Linked DNA regions of Mus musculus: region 1 is linked to region 2. The links are chromatin loops, found by intact Hi-C in ENCODE. Cell type or tissue: heart. All regions are shown on one strand. Each heading gives the region's core, and the rest is flanking DNA. Links, peaks and the distances in the headings are about the cores only. Region 1 holds the start of 1700020N15Rik (RIKEN cDNA 1700020N15 gene). Region 2 holds the start of Gm6812 (predicted gene 6812).

The links. A loop is a pair of places that touch in the nucleus more often than their neighbours do. Peaks named below come from ENCODE experiments on the same cell type or tissue, not always from the same donor. Only the 100,000 strongest peaks of a DNase experiment are listed, where the experiment ranks them.
Region 1: a loop joins it to region 2, with 10 times the contacts of the local background. A loop is called at or near these places in 11 of 42 quality-filtered maps.

The regions. Positions count from the first base shown.
Region 1 is chrX:69,940,615-69,949,381 of GRCm38, reverse strand. It overlaps 1700020N15Rik (RIKEN cDNA 1700020N15 gene), which reads right to left and starts at 4,101. Exons shown (of 2, transcript NM_029316.1): 1 at 3,932-4,101; 2 at 3,402-3,777. The coding sequence starts at 4,036. The coding sequence ends at 3,544. 1700111N16Rik (RIKEN cDNA 1700111N16 gene) reads left to right here. Exons shown (of 9, transcript NR_033213.2): 8 at 282-326. In heart, for the core only: no CTCF peak of the experiment used is centred there; no DNase peak of the experiment used is centred there.
Region 2 is chrX:68,889,664-68,898,430 of GRCm38, reverse strand. Gm6812 (predicted gene 6812) reads left to right here and starts at 5,378. Exons shown (of 2, transcript NM_001098842.2): 1 at 5,378-5,528; 2 at 5,683-6,058. The coding sequence starts at 5,424. The coding sequence ends at 5,916. In heart, for the core only: no CTCF peak of the experiment used is centred there; no DNase peak of the experiment used is centred there.

The DNA of each region.
Region 1 (8,767 bases), core at 386-8,385, 1.1 Mb before region 2:
TAGAATGTAAATTAATAAAATAAATTTTAAAAACTCAGGCTTCTTAAGGACAGTAATAAAACCAAATATAATAAGAAAACAAAGACCAACACATTGGAATTAAACAAAACAAGCAGAAGGAAAAGATGTCCAGAGAAGTTGTTCTCAATTCCTTCTAGCTCTTAACACATTCTGCCTTCTCTTCTATTGGGTTCCATGACTGCTGAGAGCAAAGACTTGATCTTTAGAACTGTGTGTTCCTAGGTCTCTTACTCTTTTGTATGTGTTCTCATTTGCTGCAGGAGGAAGCTTCTCTAATGATGGCTGAGCAATGTGCTGAGTGATAGGTAAGTATAGGAAAATGTCATTAGAGTCATTTTATTGGCTTTTTTTTTTTTTTAAAGAACAGTAGAATTTGGTTTTACCCTAAGTCGCTGGACTATCTAGTTTCATGTTTTTGGTCACCCCAGCACTGTTAGGTATGGGTTCCATGTTGTAGAGTAGGCCATATGCCAAATATGATGTTTTGTTACTCAACAGCATTGAATATCAAGGGCTTTGTAGCTACGTTTCATTTTTACATTTCTCTTTTGGTATCATGCAGAGTACCTTCCTATACCAAAGATGCTAGAAAGATATCTGCGTAGGCATGATATCTACTTTTCTATATACAGTGATTTGTGTGGTATTGCCTTCAGCAACGGTGCCTTCCTGAATGGTTCTTAATTGAAGAAAGATGTCATATCAGCACAGACTGAAACATCAATATAGAAAAAGGATCCAGCCAGGGCTGTCCTTCTCTGGACTGTCATAGTCCTGCCGTCGTTTAGAATGTGGTTTCCATGTGAGACGCCTCTGTATCCTACCTCAACTTAAGGCCTGTAGGCTAGAAATGAGCACACAGAAGCCACCACTGGCTATTCCCAGCAGGAGGAACAATGAGGGAAGGAGGTAGTGAGTCCTATCAGCCAGGGTTGGACCACTGCACAACAGGGCATATGATTTCACTTCCTGAACATAACCAGTTTTTAAAAGGAAAACCACTGAAACATACTAAGGCAAAATGTACTTATTCATATATGAAATAACACAAATCACAGCAAGCATTCAGAATTTAGACCAAGGGAAGACTGGGGGTGGTATTTAATCACTAGCATCCTTTGGTGTTAAACATTGTCAGGAAGATGGGCATAATAATAACAGAGCCACTTTCTTCTGCTCTGTTCAGATCACAAAATTCTCCAGAGAGCATCTGCCAAGTGCAGTCCATGTTTACTGTTCCCATGCTCCGTAATCCATGCCCCACCCACAGCTGCTTAATGACAAAGTGGGTTAGAGCCTCACCAAACACCATCATTGTGTCTGTGTGGTAGATTTCAGTGGGTTGAGGGGGTTGCTGGTTTTAAGGGCAGTTCATTCTTTCCATCTCAGGATCAGCTGGCTGCCAGCTGAGGTCACTGTCAGCTGAGGCCACCACTGCCAGCTGAGGTAACTGTCTACCTTTTGCGCAAGAGTTGTCATTGTACATGTGATACATATCATACCTCTCTCCATCTGGGTTTCTCGACCTCCTATTGGTCCAACCTGTAAGGGGAAGTTTGTATATACTGCCATGTTGTGACTAAATCCTTATTGTTAGCCTTCCTGCTCAGATGGGAAGGTATCTTGGGACTCAGAAGCCCAGAAACCACAGCTCTGAGGGGGAGAAGGTCTACCTGCTGTAGAAATTATTTAACCCGTACCTGGTGTTTGTACCCTGCCTTAGACCAATTATTTCCTGGATAAAAGACACACCCCCCCAACCTTTATATTTATACCAAGCCTTAAACAGCACAAGGGCTGGGCAGACGACTACCCTCTATACTGTTAGAATCAACTTTCCTATCGATAGCCTGAGCTATTACTTACTATGTTTCATCTGGGCTGATCTCAACTACAGTTGGCCAGCCCTCGGGGCCATGTTTTTATGACTCCTAATCAATGGAGCCTTCCCTTCCTCCTCCTCCAACTTCTTTGTTTTGTCATGGTTCTCCTCTGACCCCAAGCCCAGGAAACCTAAACCCCACCTGTGTCTCTTTTGTCTAGCTATTGGCTGTTGGCATCTTTATTTTCCAATCAGAAATAACTTGAGGGCAGAGTCTCTTGAGCCTATGTGCAGACGCTAGGCCTTGGCATTTCAATAGACAGTAAGACCAAACCTCAACATACCCCAATGGAAGGGCACCCTGAGACACAGCAGACCAGGAATCACACAGCTCTGAAGTGGGGCAGTGTCTCAATGGAAAAGGCATCCTGAGACACAGTGGTCCAGGAACCTTACAGCTCTGAGAGGAAGCCTCCTCAGCAGAGGCGCTGCAGCTCCCAGGGAGTGTGTTCCCAGCTGAGCTGAGCAGCTGAGGAGCTCGTCTGCCCCTCCTCTTTGCTTCTTCCCTTCTTCTCTTCACTGCTTCTTGTCTTCTTCAGTGAGAGAGTCACAGCAGGCAGCAAGTCTCATGAAAGAGATGTATTGGATTTATTGTTCCTGGTTGTGGAGTAACGGATCCAGGAGTGGCTGCCTATTTTCCCAAGAGGGAGCAGACAGCAGCAATTGGACAAAGGCCATTGCTTATTATGTAGGGGTTGTTGCTGCATGGCACTGTCTAGGGTAGAGATTTCCGGGGTGAGAGGGCTGGTTGGATTTCAAGTACTGAGCTTGGGGGAGCTCAGGGACTGATGGGCTTTTCTGTTCAGGGATTGGTAGGTTTCTGTGAGAAGTTCAGGGATTGGTAGGTTTCTGTGAGAAGTTCAGGGATTGGTAGGTTTCTGTGAGAAGTTCAGGGATTGGTAGGTTTCTGTGAGAAGTTCACAGATTGGTGGGTTTTAGTATTCAGGGATTGACGACTTTAGTTCAGACGTTCACCTAAAACTACCATAATCTGGGGAGGGTCCTGTTGAGGGGCTGGAGATGGACTTTGTGGCAGGTACAGAGACTGGAAACACAGTTATGAGAGTTAGGGAGGTCTGGGAAGCAGGCTGTGCCTGCTGGAGCTCTTCAGGCCTGGCCTCTTTCCTGCCTTGAGGGTTTACAAAGTTTACAGAGTATACAACGTTTACAACGGGCATCCATTGAAGGAAAAGCCTTTCCTGCCTCTTAAGTGGCCTGAATAACCAACACTTAGCTCCTACATCTGCTTCACCTTAGACCCTCAATCTCTGAGGACCTGCCTCCTTCTCGACCTATATGTTTGCATCCTGCTCCACACTCTGCAAATGTTCCACCCTTCCCAACCACCCACCTTCCTTGTCCTCCCCATTTCCATTCCATTCCTCCTCCCACCTATACCCCCTAATCCTCCCTCCCTCCTGCTCTCACACCCTTCCTAGCCTGACCCTTCCCTATTCTCCACTCCCCTGGCTCCCATCAGAGAACACAGAGACAGGCATTCACTCCTAAGAGCTTGATTTTATTTCATCATCTGACCACCAGGGGCTGCAAAGTTGCTGTCTTCACAGTTGCATACTGGTCAGGGTGGAGACCTCTGGATGCTGATAGGTGTTTCTGAGGTCTCTGTCCTCCATCCTTCTTCACTGGCTGTCCAGCTCATAGCTTGTGGTGCTGCTGGTACTGCTGTCCTCGCTCTTGTCAAGATCATACTGTACATCCTGGTTAGGCTTCTCATTTACGCGATGGTAAAGGCATAATCTTTGTGGTTTTCTTTCTTTCTTCACCTTAACCAAGGGAGTCTGAGCTCTTGGGGGGAGTGGCTTTTTCACAGTGGCTTGATTGAATATGTTCATAAACACTGGTTTCTTAGTTTCCTGGAAGGAGATCACAGGGAGGGATTGGTTTGGAGAAAGAAAGTGGAGATGGGGAGGAAACAGGAGCTCATGGGAAGGGGCGAGGTCTCGGGGTGAATGTGCTGTGAGGACAAGGTAGGGAGACTAGACAAGGGGTAGAGGTGAAGCAGCTCACCTTGACTTTATATTTGAATTTCTCATTCTTCTTCACAGCTTGGGTGGTGGCACTTTTTGATTCAGCCATGTGAAATTCTTGTAACTTTGTATTTATTAACCCCATTTCGTTGTTTTACTGGAATTTAGCCAGGACCTTCAGACCCTCTACTGAAATTTCTCTTGCTGGATAAGGAGTAGCCCTGCCCTTGCATTGTTTGGTCAGGAAGCCACGCCCCTACCTAGTCTAGCCCCGTGGGTGGGGGAAGGGCTTAAAAGGCACAGAGTACCAATTTGTTGGCCCTGTAGGGAGAGTGTGGGCTAGGTGGTCTGCTTAGGGAAGAGAGGCATTACCTTAGCCTCCTAGGGTCTTCCATACTGCCCTGCCCACCCATTCTCACTTCCCCACGTGAATTTAGGAGGGAGACAGGGCAAAGCGAGGGTGTGCCTCTCTACATTTCCCATACACATGAGAGTCAGTGGTGTATTCCATGTTCTCCCGCTCTTCCTTATTCTGTCCCTCTGGTATGTGTGTGTGTGTGTCTGTGTGTGTGTGTGAGTGTGTGTGTGTGTGTGTGTGTGTGTGTTAAAGTGACTGTACTTCTCTGTAGAGATGCGCTTCCGTGCCTTTTCCTTGACATTCTCTCTGGAGTACCTCCATTGCCTCACGTCTTGGTTAACCACTATGTTCCATCGCTTTGCTTTGTCCTAGAGTCTGCTTATGATTCCTTGGTTTTTGTTTTCCAGTGAAAACTCATTGCGTTTAGCATGTCACTATGGGTAGACTCTCTGCATTGGGAATCCTATTTTTATTTCAAGTCTGAGGGTCATGTTAGTGCCCTACAAGATTTGGGATTTGTGGTTTGTTTGGAGAAGGTGATGGTAGTGAGCTGAAGCAAATATTCACATGCCAGAAGGTGGCCATGCTGGAAATTGTGAGTGAAGACTAATGTTCATTCATGGGGAAGAGGTTCGCACAAGCAGAGGTGCATGGGCCTCAGGAGTAACAGTGTTCTCCACCTGTGCCAGTAGGAACCAGGGTCTTTTTTTTGCTAAATTTTATTGCTAACTCTGTTGACATCCTGCCTTCCTTAGAGCCCTTCTCACAATTGAGACACTAGTGGATTTAGTTTTATGAATAGCGCTAACAGGTTTCTTTTGTCTTTTTTTTCTCTTATTTTTTTTATTATGTATTTTCCTCAATTACATTTCCAATGCTATCCCAAAAGCCTCCCATACCCTCGCCCCCCCCCACTCCTCTACCCACCCATTCCCATTTTTTGGCCCTGGTGTTCCCCTGTACTGGGGCATATAAAGTTTGCCTATCCAGTGGGCCTCTCTTTCCAGTGATGGCCGACTAGGGCATCTTTTGATACATATGCAGCTAGAGTCAAGAGCTCAGGGGTATTGGTTAGTTCATAATGTTGCATCTACAGGGTTGCAGATCTCTTTAGCTCCTTGGGTACTTTCTCCAGCTCTTCCCTTGGGGGCCCTGTGATCCATCCAATAGTTGACTGTGAGCATCAACTTCTGTGGATAGGCCCCAGCCTAGTCTCACAAGAGACGGCTATATCATGGTCCTTGCACCAAACGCTTGCTAGTGTATGAAATGGTGTCATCATTTGGAGGCTAATTATGGGATGGATCCCTGGATATGGCAGTCTCTTGATGGTCCGTCCTTTTGTCTCAGCTCCAAACTTTGTCTCTGTAACTCCTTCCATGGGTGATTGTTTCCAATTCTAAGACGGGGCAAAGTGTCCACACTTTGGTCTTCATTCTTCAGTTTCATGTGTTTTGCAAATTGTACCTTATATCTCACTATATTAAGTTTTTGGGCTAATATCTAAAACCATCTAACAGGTTTCTTATTTTCCTCCATAGAGAACAGTGTAATTTTATCTTACTCATGTATCACCCAGTATATAGACTCAGTCTCCCATTCACCTTTTCATCCCAGTAGAAAATGGGTTAGCTACAGGCACTATATTACTGAATATCTAGCAAGTTCAGCTGCCTGAGGTCTTCACCTTTGTGAGTTTTTTGTGTGTACTCACTTTCAGCATGTCCTCCTGGCATGCTCAGCCAGCATTCTTAAAGCACCTGAGAGAGAGCTTTAGTACAGGGGTGGTACTGGTCACAATAAGCTGGGCTCTTCCACATCACTCAGCAGTCAAGAAAATGTACCACAGACCATTTTGGTAGAAGCATTTTCTGAATTGTCTTATCTTCCAAAATGACTCTGGCTATGTGAAGATAACATAAAACTAGCCATCACATGAAACATCCAGAAACCATTCTAGTACTTGCCACACATATAGAATGAAGTTAAAAACTGTCTCCTGAGAGGCTATGCCAACAACTGACCAATTCAGATGCAGATGCTTGCAGCCAACCATTTGACTGAGCATGGGGACCCCCAAGGCAGGAGATAGAGAAAGGACTGAAGGAGCTGAAGGGGTTTGCAACCCCACAGGAAGAACAAAAATATCAATCAACCAGACCCCCCAGAGCTCCCAGGGACTAAACCACCAACCAAAGAGTACACATGGAGGGACCCATGGCTCTAGCTGCATATGTAGCAGAGGATGGCTTTATCTGGCATCAATAGGAGGGGAGCCCCTTGGTCCTGTGGAGGTTCGATGACCCAGCATAGGGGGATGCTAGGGTGGTGACATGGGGTGGGTGAGTGGGAGGGGGAGCATCCTCATAGAAGCAGGGGAAGGGGAGGTGATAGGAGACTTGCAGAGGGGAAACCTGGAAAGGGGAAAACATTGAAAGGTAAATCAATAAAATAACCAAAAAAATTAATAAGGAAGACACAAGGAACATCTGAGCGTGGTACAATTCTTGTGTTTGATATTCCAGCTGTAGATTAGTAATACTGTCAAAATTCACAAAAATTACAGTATAGGATATGAATATTAAACTAATCTAAAATAATCACTTATGAAATTCTGCATTTTTAAGTTTTAAGTAATTTATTTTTTAAATCAATTCACATGTGTTTGAATACTGAAACAGCTTCCTTTACATTATTTTTTTTAAGTTGGGTAGATGTTCTTTTTTTTATTGCATTTTTTTAAAATTAGGTATTTTCCTCATTTACATTTCCAATGCTATCCCAAAAGTCCCCCATACCCTCCCCCACACACCACAACTCACCCATTCCCACTTTTTGGCCCTGGCATTCCCCTGTACTGGGGCATATAAAGTTTGCAAGTCCAATGGGCCTCTCTTTCCAGTGATGGCCGACTAGGCTATCTTTTGATACTTACACAGCTAGAGTCAAGAGCTCTGGGGTACTGGTTAGTTCATAATGTTGTTCCACCTATAGGGTTGCAGATCCCTTTAGCTCCTTGGGTACATTCTCTAGCTCCTCCATTGGGGGCCCTGTGATCTGTCCAATAGCTGACTGTGAGCATCCACTTCTGTGTTTGCTAGGCTCCGGCATAGTCTCACTAGAGACTGCTATATCAGGCTCCTATCAGCACAATCTTGCTAGTGTATGCAATGTTGTCAGCGTTTGGAGGCTGATTATGGGATGGATCCCTGGATATGGCAGTCTCTAGATGCTTCATCCTTTTGTCTCAGCTCCAAACTGTGTCTCTGTAACTCCTTCCATGGGTGTTTTGTTCCCAATTCTAAGAAGGGGCAAAGTGTCCACACTTTGGTCTTCATTCTTCTTGAGTTTCATGTGTTTTGCAAATTGTAACTTATATCTTGGGTATTCTAAGTTTCTGGGCTAATATCCACTTATCAGTGAGTATATATTGTGTGAGTTCCTTTGTGATTGGGTTACCTCTCTCAGGATAATGCCCTTCAGGTCCATCCATTTGCCTGGGAATTTCATAAATTCATTCTTTTTAATAGCTGAGTAGTACTCCATTGTGTAAATGTACCACATTTTTTGTATCCATTCCTCTGTTGAGGGGCATCTGGGTTCTTTCCAGCTTCTGGCTATTATAAATAAGGCTGCTGTGAACATAGTGGAGCGTGTTTCTTTCTTACTAGTTGGAACATCTTCTGGATATATGCCCAGGAGAGGTATTGCAGGATCCTCCAGTAGTACCATGTCCAATTTTCTGAGAAACTGCCAGAATGATTTCCAGAGTGGTTGTACAAGCTTGCAATCCCACCAACAATGGAGGAACAAAGAATTCTCACTTGAGGAATACCAAATGGCTGAGAAGCACCTGAAAAAATGTTCAACATCCTTAATCATCAGGGAAATGCAAATCAAAACAACCCTGAGATTCCACCTCACACCACTCAGAATGGCTAAGATCAAAAATTCAGGTGACAGCAGATGCTGGCGTGGATGTGGAGAAAGAGGAACACTCCTCCATTGTTGGTGGGATTGCAAGCTTGTACAACCACTCTGGAAATCAGACTGGCGGTTCCTCAGAAAATTGGACATAGTACTACCAGAGGATCCCGCAATACCTCTCCTGGGCATATATCCAGAAGATGTCCCGACCGGTAAGGACACATGCTCCACTATGTTCATAGCAGCCTTATTTATAATAGCCAGAAGCTGGAAAGAACCCAGATGCCCCTCAACAGAGGAATGGATACAAAAAATGTGGTACATTTATACAATGGAGTACTACTCAGCTATTAAAAAGAATGAATTTATGAAATTCCTAGGCAAATGGATGGACCTGGAGGGCATCATCCTGAGAGAGGTAACACAATCACAAAAGAACTCAAATGTTATGTACTCACTAATAAGTGGATATTAGCCCAGAAACTTAGAATACCCAAGATAAAAGATACAATTTGCAAAACACATGAAACTTAAGAAGGAAGACCAAAGTGTGGACACTTTGCCCCTTCTTAGAATTGGGAATAAAACACC
Region 2 (8,767 bases), core at 309-8,308:
TTAGCAAGGAAAATAATCTTATGGATGGGGGTCATTACAACGTGAGGAACTAAATTAAAGGGAGACAGCATTAAGAAGCTTAAGAATCACTGCTCTAGAGAATGTCCATCCCTACAGAAAGTTCCACTGTATAGTTGTAATCTTATTGATGCCAGGCACTTGCCATGCATTAGTGTTCATACCATAAGGCAGCCAAATGATCCAGGAACTGCTGAGTTCTGTTGGATAGACAAGGGTGCTAGCATTGATAAATGAAGAATCTTACAAAAAGAGACATAGTCTATAAAAGGCAGAAATGATATTTTGCATCATTTCTATGATTTCTACATTTCTACAAAATACTAAGGTCTAGGCTTTTCTTCAGCACTCCTATACAGCGCTCAGTGAAGGGCCAAGAAGGAACAGTCAAAAGGACAACAATATGTCACTCATTACTCAGTCAAAAGCCTATAACGACAAGAACCACTTACTAGTCTTTCTGAAGCTGTAATTGACTTCAGAGTATAGATGTGCTTAATTTTCATAAGGTAAGAAAACGAAGGGATATTGAGGAGCAATTGAAAGTTTTTAGCATAATTATTGTTCTTATATTCTGAGAAAAAATGTATCTTCACACTAATAACATTACTTTTTAAAATTCTTACTTTCTCTATGTCAGGACTGACCATGGATGAATCCTATCTTTTCTACCCACTACAGAAACTTGGGCACATTAATTTCTGAAAAATCTGTAAAAGTCACACATCAATAGCATACATTCAAGGATCATATGAGGGCATGATGGAAACCAAGGTCTACTCTATGAAGGCTATGGCATGAACAGACTATGGAAGCATAGGTGAAAGATGTCAACTTGCCTTCAAAGTACCTAAGTTTATACCCATAGACCTGTGCTGTTCTCAACTATGGTCAGAGAAGCTTCTTGTTCTTTTCTTTCTTTTAATATCTATTTTATGAGCATGAGCCTTTTGTCCATGTATTTATCTGTATACCATATACATGTCTGGTGCCCACAGAGGTTAGAGAAGGGTGTCATATCCTCCTGAACTGGTGTTATAGACAGTTGCAAGTCACCATGTGGATTCTAGGAATCAAATTTGGGTGTTCCAAGATAACTGTAATTACTCTTAATCACTGAGCCATTTCTCCAGCCCTGGAGGGTCTTTTTTAGTATATAGCAGCCAATGAAAAGAAGTAGGGAATGCCAGGGCAGGGAGGCAGGAGTGGGTGAACAGATGGGAAAGCACCATCATATAAGCAGAGGGAGGGGATGGGATAGGGGTTTGCTGAGGGGAAACCGGGAAAGGGGCTAACACTTGAAATGTAAATCAATAATAAAATAACCAATAAAAAAAGAAGTTTACAAACCCCAAACCACAACCCCATTGGCCTTTTTGAGGTTTTTCAGCTTTCCTTGATTAAATATTTCTCAAGTTTTTGCTAGTCTTTGGTGAATTTCCAAAGTTCTGAAAGTGTCGGTTATGACATTTGGCCAATAATTATCATTGTTTTTATGAACAGGCAGGTTTATCATGATCCTTAATCTATCATGCAACACAACTATACTTCTCCTATATGGTTTTAATTCTTAATATGGAAGAATATCAACTTTATCAAATAGTATATCTCCATCTATAGAGATGGCCATACCATTTTAATCCTTTAATCTATTGATACAGTGAATTACATTTAATTGTACAAAGGTAACCTTATATTCTTGGAATGTATACTATTTGACTACTGCTATAGTTTGAATGCATGTACATCCAAAATTGATATTGAAATGCAATTGCAATTATAAAAATAGTAAGGGGTAGGACATTTTAGAATCTCTGCTTTTATAAGTCAATTAACACTTTATTAAAAGAGTGGATTTGCTATAAAAGAGTGATTCCAAGCTTCTCTCTTACTGTCACATGCCCTCCTGTCTTCCCCATAGAGGATGACACATTAAGAAGTACCTAGCTAGGTATTAGCACCTTGACCTTGTCTTTCTTGTATCAATAATGGTATGAAAATTAATTTCTGTTTTTTATAAATCACCCATGTGGAGGTATTCTTTTATAGCAGCAAAAAAAGAACTTGAGTAGTTTTGATTATAGTGTTTTATAAATTATTGAGTTCTATTCATTTTCATTTTGGTTAGACTATTGCCATCTATGGAGATGAATATGCCTGACCGTTATTTTTCCTTCCCTTCAATATTTCTTCCAATCAGCATTAAGACTATGTGTGATTCCTAAAATAAATCAGGGAATGTTCACTTGTTATCTGTTTTAGGAAATACTGGAATGCTTTCTTGTTTGGATGTTCACTAGAACTTACCAGTAAAACCATCCACCCCTACAGTTTCCATTGTGAGAAGATTGCTGTTTAGAGACTTCATTCATTTAAGTGTTCTTTATGTGGGTTTCTAATTCTTATCAAATGGGTTTGATATATTAGGCTTTTAAAAATATTTCCATTTTATCAAATTTTCACATTTTTAGAGAGAAAATTCTTCATAATTTCTTATCTCTAACTTGAATCATCTATAACAATTATTTTTCATTATGAAAATTTTACCAGAAAATTTTAAAACATGATTTTTCTCTACTTAGAAAAAGTTTTGATTCTGATACTAATTTTTTGAAATATACTTTGCTTTTGAATTTTCTGCTTATTTTCATTTTAAAGGAGAATATATTTGGAGTTACTACGTTAAAATGTTCCTTATCAGATAATGCATGACAAGCAAAATTTATAAAGTAGTTCTTATTAGTAAAAGATTGCTTAAGACAAAATGGTTTTGAATTCTCATTCTTCTAGTCACTACTTTTTTACTCAGCTTTTCCAGTCTTCTTCACAACTACCACTTCCCTTTACAAATTCTGTATCTGAGATTATACATTCTCCTACATTGCTCTATAAAACTATTTTTTCAACCAACTCAATTTTTCTTGATGACAAATGTTTTCTATGTATTATTATGATTGGATAATATGAGACCTCTAACAATATTCCTGAGACTCTGCTGCTTAGTATACATTCTTTCCTTTACATTTAAATTGCTCATGCAATTTGCCAACATCTTAAAATGTTGACTTGTTTGGAGTTTGTGATGTTATGATATATACTTTTTTCAATAATTTCTGACTTGATCCTCTTTCTCAAGTCAGGAATTCCAATTTCTCTTCTCCAAGATGTGTCATAGGAACTCCACTGTTTCCATGATTTTAAGGTTTTTGAGTTGGCTATAAAGAGATTTTCTAACATACCCTTGCCTAATTGAAAGATGTAAAACTGTCTTCATTCTAAAGGATGATATCTGTTAGAGGGAAGGACACTGCACACAAACGTTAGATAAAAAGAAATTTGAAAAATATGTGCTGGGTTTACCCATCTAGTCCTCTGACATTAAGCAATTATGACTATGTTTACCTCCAAAGGACAAGGTTGTGAGATCCTGTGAGTAGATGAATAAACAGATGTCTAGAGAGCCAAGTACCCACGTTCTGAGTAGTTTCTATTACTATATATTGAAGCATATACACTTTTCTCCTTCTTCAATCTCTAATTTGTTCCTAGTGTCATCTACTGTACTCACCAAGTTGCATGCTATGAGATCCAGTTCCAAGAGATTTTTTAATTCCTTTTATAATTTCCATTGTCTACCTAATTTTTGTAATAGATGAAATAGCTACAACTATGTCATATTGTTTGTAAAATCCTAAACAATGTGAGAGTTATGGGTTAGCTTTGACTTCTATGGTAGTTTTCATATGACTGTTCTTACCATGATGAGCTCAAGCATCTTTAATAAGATGCTTAAGGGCTTACCTTTCCCATCAGTTGCACCTCCATGTCTTTTCCTTTTTCACAATTTTTTGTCAAGTTTCCTCATTTTAAAAAAATAAGACTTCTTATAGATATTAATGGTATAGGAGCCACTGTTTTCTAGTTTTGAGCTATGTTTTCAATTTGTTTGTATAATTTTTATTCTGACTTTTAAATATTTTGATGGTATATACAGAACATTGCTGTAAGAATGCAACCACTAGTCCAAAGGAAGCAAATACACACATGAAAATCCAGTAACAACATAAAGGCAAAGGTTTATGGGCCCAGGTGAAGACCTCAGGCAGCTGAACTTGCTAGATATTCAGTAATATAGTGCCTGTAGCTATCCCATTTATACTGGACGAAAAGGTGAATGGGAGACTGAGTCTATATACTGGGTGATACATGAGTAAGATAAGATTACACTGTTCTCTACGGAGGAAAAAAAGAAACCTGTTAGAGCTATTCATAAAAATAAATCCACTAGTGTCTCAATTGTGAGAAGGGCTCTAAGGAAGGTAGGATGTCAACAGAGATAGCAATAAAATTTAGCAAGAAAAGACCCTGGTTCCTACTGGCACAGGTGGAAAACACTGTTACTCCTGAGGCCCATGCACCTCTGCTTGTGTGAACCTCTTCCCCATGAATGAACATTAGTCTTCACTCACAATTTCCAGCATGGCCACCTTCTGGCATGTGAATATTTGCTTCAGCTCACTACCATCACCTTCCCCAAACACACCACAAATCCCAAATCTTGTAGGGCACTAACATGACCCTCAGACTTGAAATAAGAATAGAATTCCCAATGCAGAGAGTCTACCCATAGTGATATGCTAAAAGCAACGAGTTTTCACTGGAAAACAAAAACCAAGGAATCATAAGCAGACTCTAGGACAAAGCAAAGCGATGGAACATAGTGGTTAACCAAGACGTGAGGCAATGGAGGTACTCCAGAGAGAATGTCAAGGGAAAGGCACGGAAGCGCATCTCCACAGAGAAGTACAGTCACTTTAACACACACACACACACACACACACACACACACACACACACACTCACACACACACACACACACTCACACACACACGCACACGCACACGCACACGCACACACACTCACACGCACACGCACACGCACACGCGCACACACACTCACACACACTCACACACACACACACACACACACACACACACACACACATACAAGAGGGACAGAATAAGGAAGAGCGGGAGAACATGGAATACACCACTGACTCTCATGTGTATGGGAAATGTAGAGAGGCACACCCTCGCTTTGCCCTGTCTCCCTCCTAAATTCACGTGGGGAAATGAGAATGGGTGGGCAGGACAGTATGGAAGACCCTAGGAAGCTAAGGAAATGCCTCTCTTCTCTAACTAGACCACCTAGCCCACACTCCTCCTACAGGGCCAACAAATTGGTACTCTGTGCCTTTTAAGCCCTTCCCCCACCCACGGGGCTAGACTAGGTAGGGGCGTGGCTTCCTGACCAAACAATGCAAGGGCAGGGCTACTCCTTATCCAGCAAGAGAAATTTCAGTAGAGGGTCTGAAGGTCCTGGCTAAATTCCAGTAAAACACCGAAATGGGGTTAATAAATACAAAGTTACAAGAATTTCACATGGCTGAATCAAAAAGTGCCACCACCCAAGCTGTGAAGAAGAATGAGAAGTTCAAATATAAAGTCAAGGTGAGCTGCTTCACCTCTACTCCTTGTCTAGTCTACCTACCTTGTCCTCACAGCACATTCACCCCGAGACCTCGCCCCTTCCCATGAGCTCCTGTTTCCTCCCCATCTCCACTTTCTTTCTCCAAACCAATCCCTCCCTGTGATCTCCTTCCAGGAAACTAAGAAACCAGTGTTTATGAACATATTCAATCAAGCCACTGTGAAAAAGCCACTCCCCCCAAGAGCTCAGACTCCCTTGGTTAAGGTGAAGAAAGAAATAAAACCACAAAGATTATGCCTTTACCATCGCGTAAATGAGAAGCCTAACCAGGATGTACAGTATGATCTTGACAAGAGCGAGGACAGCAGTACCAGCAGCACCACAAGCTATGAGCTGGACAGCCAGTGAAGAAGGATGGAGGACAGAGACCTCAGAAACACCTATCAGCATCCAGAGGTCTCCACCCTGACCAGTATGCAACTGTGAAGACAGCAACTTTGCAGCCCCTGGTGGTCAGATGATGAAATAAAATCAAGCTCTTAGGAGTGAATGCCTGTCTCTGTGTTCTCTGATGGGAGCCAGGGGAGTGGAGAATAGGGAAGGGTCAGGCTAGGAAGGGTATGAGAGCAGGAGGGAGGGAGGATTAGGGGGTATAAGTGGGAGGAGGAATGGAATGGAAATGGGGAGGACAAGGAAGGTGGGTGTTTGGGAAGAGTGGAACATTTGCAGAGTGTGGAGCAGGATGCAAACATATAGGTCGAGAAGGAGGCAGGTCCTCAGAGATTGAGGGTCTAAGGTGAACCAGATGTAGGAGCTAAGTGTTGGTTATTCAGGCCACTTAAGAGGCAGGAAAGGCTTTTCCTTCAATGGATGCCCGTTGTAAACGTTGTATACTCTGTAAACTTTGTAAACCCTCAAGGCAGGAAAGAGGCCAGGCCTGAAGAGCTCCAGCAGGCACAGCCTGCTTCCCAGACCTCCCTAACTCTCATAACTGTGTTTCCAGCCTCTGTACCTGCCACAAAGTCCATCTCCAGCCCCTCAACAGGACCCTCCCCAGATTATGGTAGTTTTAGGTGAACGTCTGAACAAAAGTCGTCAATCCCTGAATACTAAAACCCACCAATCTGTGAACTTCTCACAGAAACCTACCAATCCCTGAACAGAAAAGCCCATCAGTCCCTGAGCTCCCCCAAGCTCAGTACTTGAAATCCAACCAGCCCTCTCACCCTGGAAATCTCTACCCTAGACAGTGCCATGCAGCAACAACCCCTACATAATGAGCAATGGCCTTTGTCCAATTGCTGCTGTCTGCTCCCTCTTGGGAAAATAGGCAGCCACTCCTGGATCCATTACTCCACAACCAGGAACAATAAATCCAATACATCTCTTTCATGAGACTTGCTGCCTGCTGTGACTCTCTCACTGAAGAAGACAAGAAGCAGTGAAGAGAAGAAGGGAAGAAGCAAAGAGGAGGGGCAGACTTGAGCTCCTCAGCTGCTCAGCTCAGCTGGGAACACACTCCCTGGGAGCTGCAGCGCCTCTGCTGAGGAGGCTTCCTCTCAGAGCTGTAAGGTTCCTGGACCACTGTGTCTCAGGATGCCTTTTCCATTGAGACACTGCCCCACTTCAGAGCTGTGTGATTTCTGGTCTGCTGTGTCTCAGGGTGCCCTTCCATTGGGGTATGTTGAGGTTTGGTCTTACTGTCTATTGAAATGCCAAGGCCTAGCATCTGCACATAGGCTCAAGAGACTCTGCCCTCAAGTTATTTCTGATTGGAAAATAAAGATGCCAACAGCCAATAGCTAGACAAAAGAGACACAGGTGGGGTTTAGGTTTCCTGGGCTTGGGGTCAGAGGAGAACCATGACAAAACAAAGAAGTTGGAGGAGGAGGAAGGGAAGGCTCCATTGATTAGGAGTCATAAAAACATGGCCCCGAGGGCTGGCCAACTGTAGTTAAGATCAGCCCAGATGAAACATAGTAAGTAATAACTCAGGCTATCGATAGGAAAGTTGATTCTAACAGTATAGAGGGTAGTCGTCTGCCCAGCCCTTGTGCTGTTTAAGGCTTGGTATAAATATAAAGGTTGGGGGGTGTGTGTCTTTTATCCAGGAAATAATTGGTCTAAGGCAGGGTACAAACACCAGGTACGGATTAAATAATTTCTACAGCAGGTAGACCTTCTCCCCCTCAGAACTGTGGTTTCTGGGCTTCTGAGTCCCAAGACACCTTCCCATCTGAGCAGGAAGGCTAACAATAAGGCTTTAGTCACAACATGGCAGTATATACAAACTTCCCCTTATAGGTTGGACCAATAGGAGGTCGAGAAACCCAGATGGAGAGAGGTATGATATGTATCACATGTACAATGACAACTCTTGCACAAAAGGTAGACAGTGACCTCAGCTGGCAGTGGTGGCCTCAGCTGACAGTGACCTCAGCTGGCAGCCAGCTGATCCTGAGATGGAAAGAATGAACTGCCCTTAAAACCAGCAACCCCCTCAACCCACTGAAATCTACCACACAGACACAATGATGGTGTTTGGTGAGGCTCTAACCCACTTTGTCATTAAGCAGCTGTGGGTGGGGCATGGATTACGGAGCATGGGAACAGTGAACATGGACTGCACTTGGCAGATGCTCTCTGGAGAATTTTGTGATCTGAACAGAGCAGAAGAAAGTGGCTCTGTTATTATTATGCCCATCTTCCTGACAATGTTTAACACCAAAGGATGCTAGTGATTAAATACCACCCCCAGTCTTCCCTTGGTCTACATTCTGAATGCTTGCTGTGATTTGTGTTATTTCATATATGAATAAGTACATTTTGCCTTTGTGTGTTTCAGTGATTTTCCTTTTAAAAACTGGTTATATTCAGGAAGTGAGATCATGTACACAGTGCCCTGTTGTGCAGTGGTCCAGCCCTGGCTGATAGGACTCACTACCTCCTTCCCTCATTGTTCCTCCTGCTCAGAATCGCCAGTGGTGGCTTCTGTGTGCACATTTCTAGCCTACAGGCCTTAAGTTGAGGTAGGCTACAGAGGCATCCCACATAGAAACCACATTCTAAACAATGGCAGGACTATGACAGCCCAGAGAAAGACAGCCCTGGCTGGATCCTTTTTTCTATATTGATGTCTCAGCCTGTGGTGGTATGATCCCTGACATGTGAAGGGTTTGTTGTTTGCTTGTTTGTTTGCGTTTTTTCTTGAGAGGCCCAATATTTTGCTAACTTTATCTCAATAACTGAGATGGAGAGG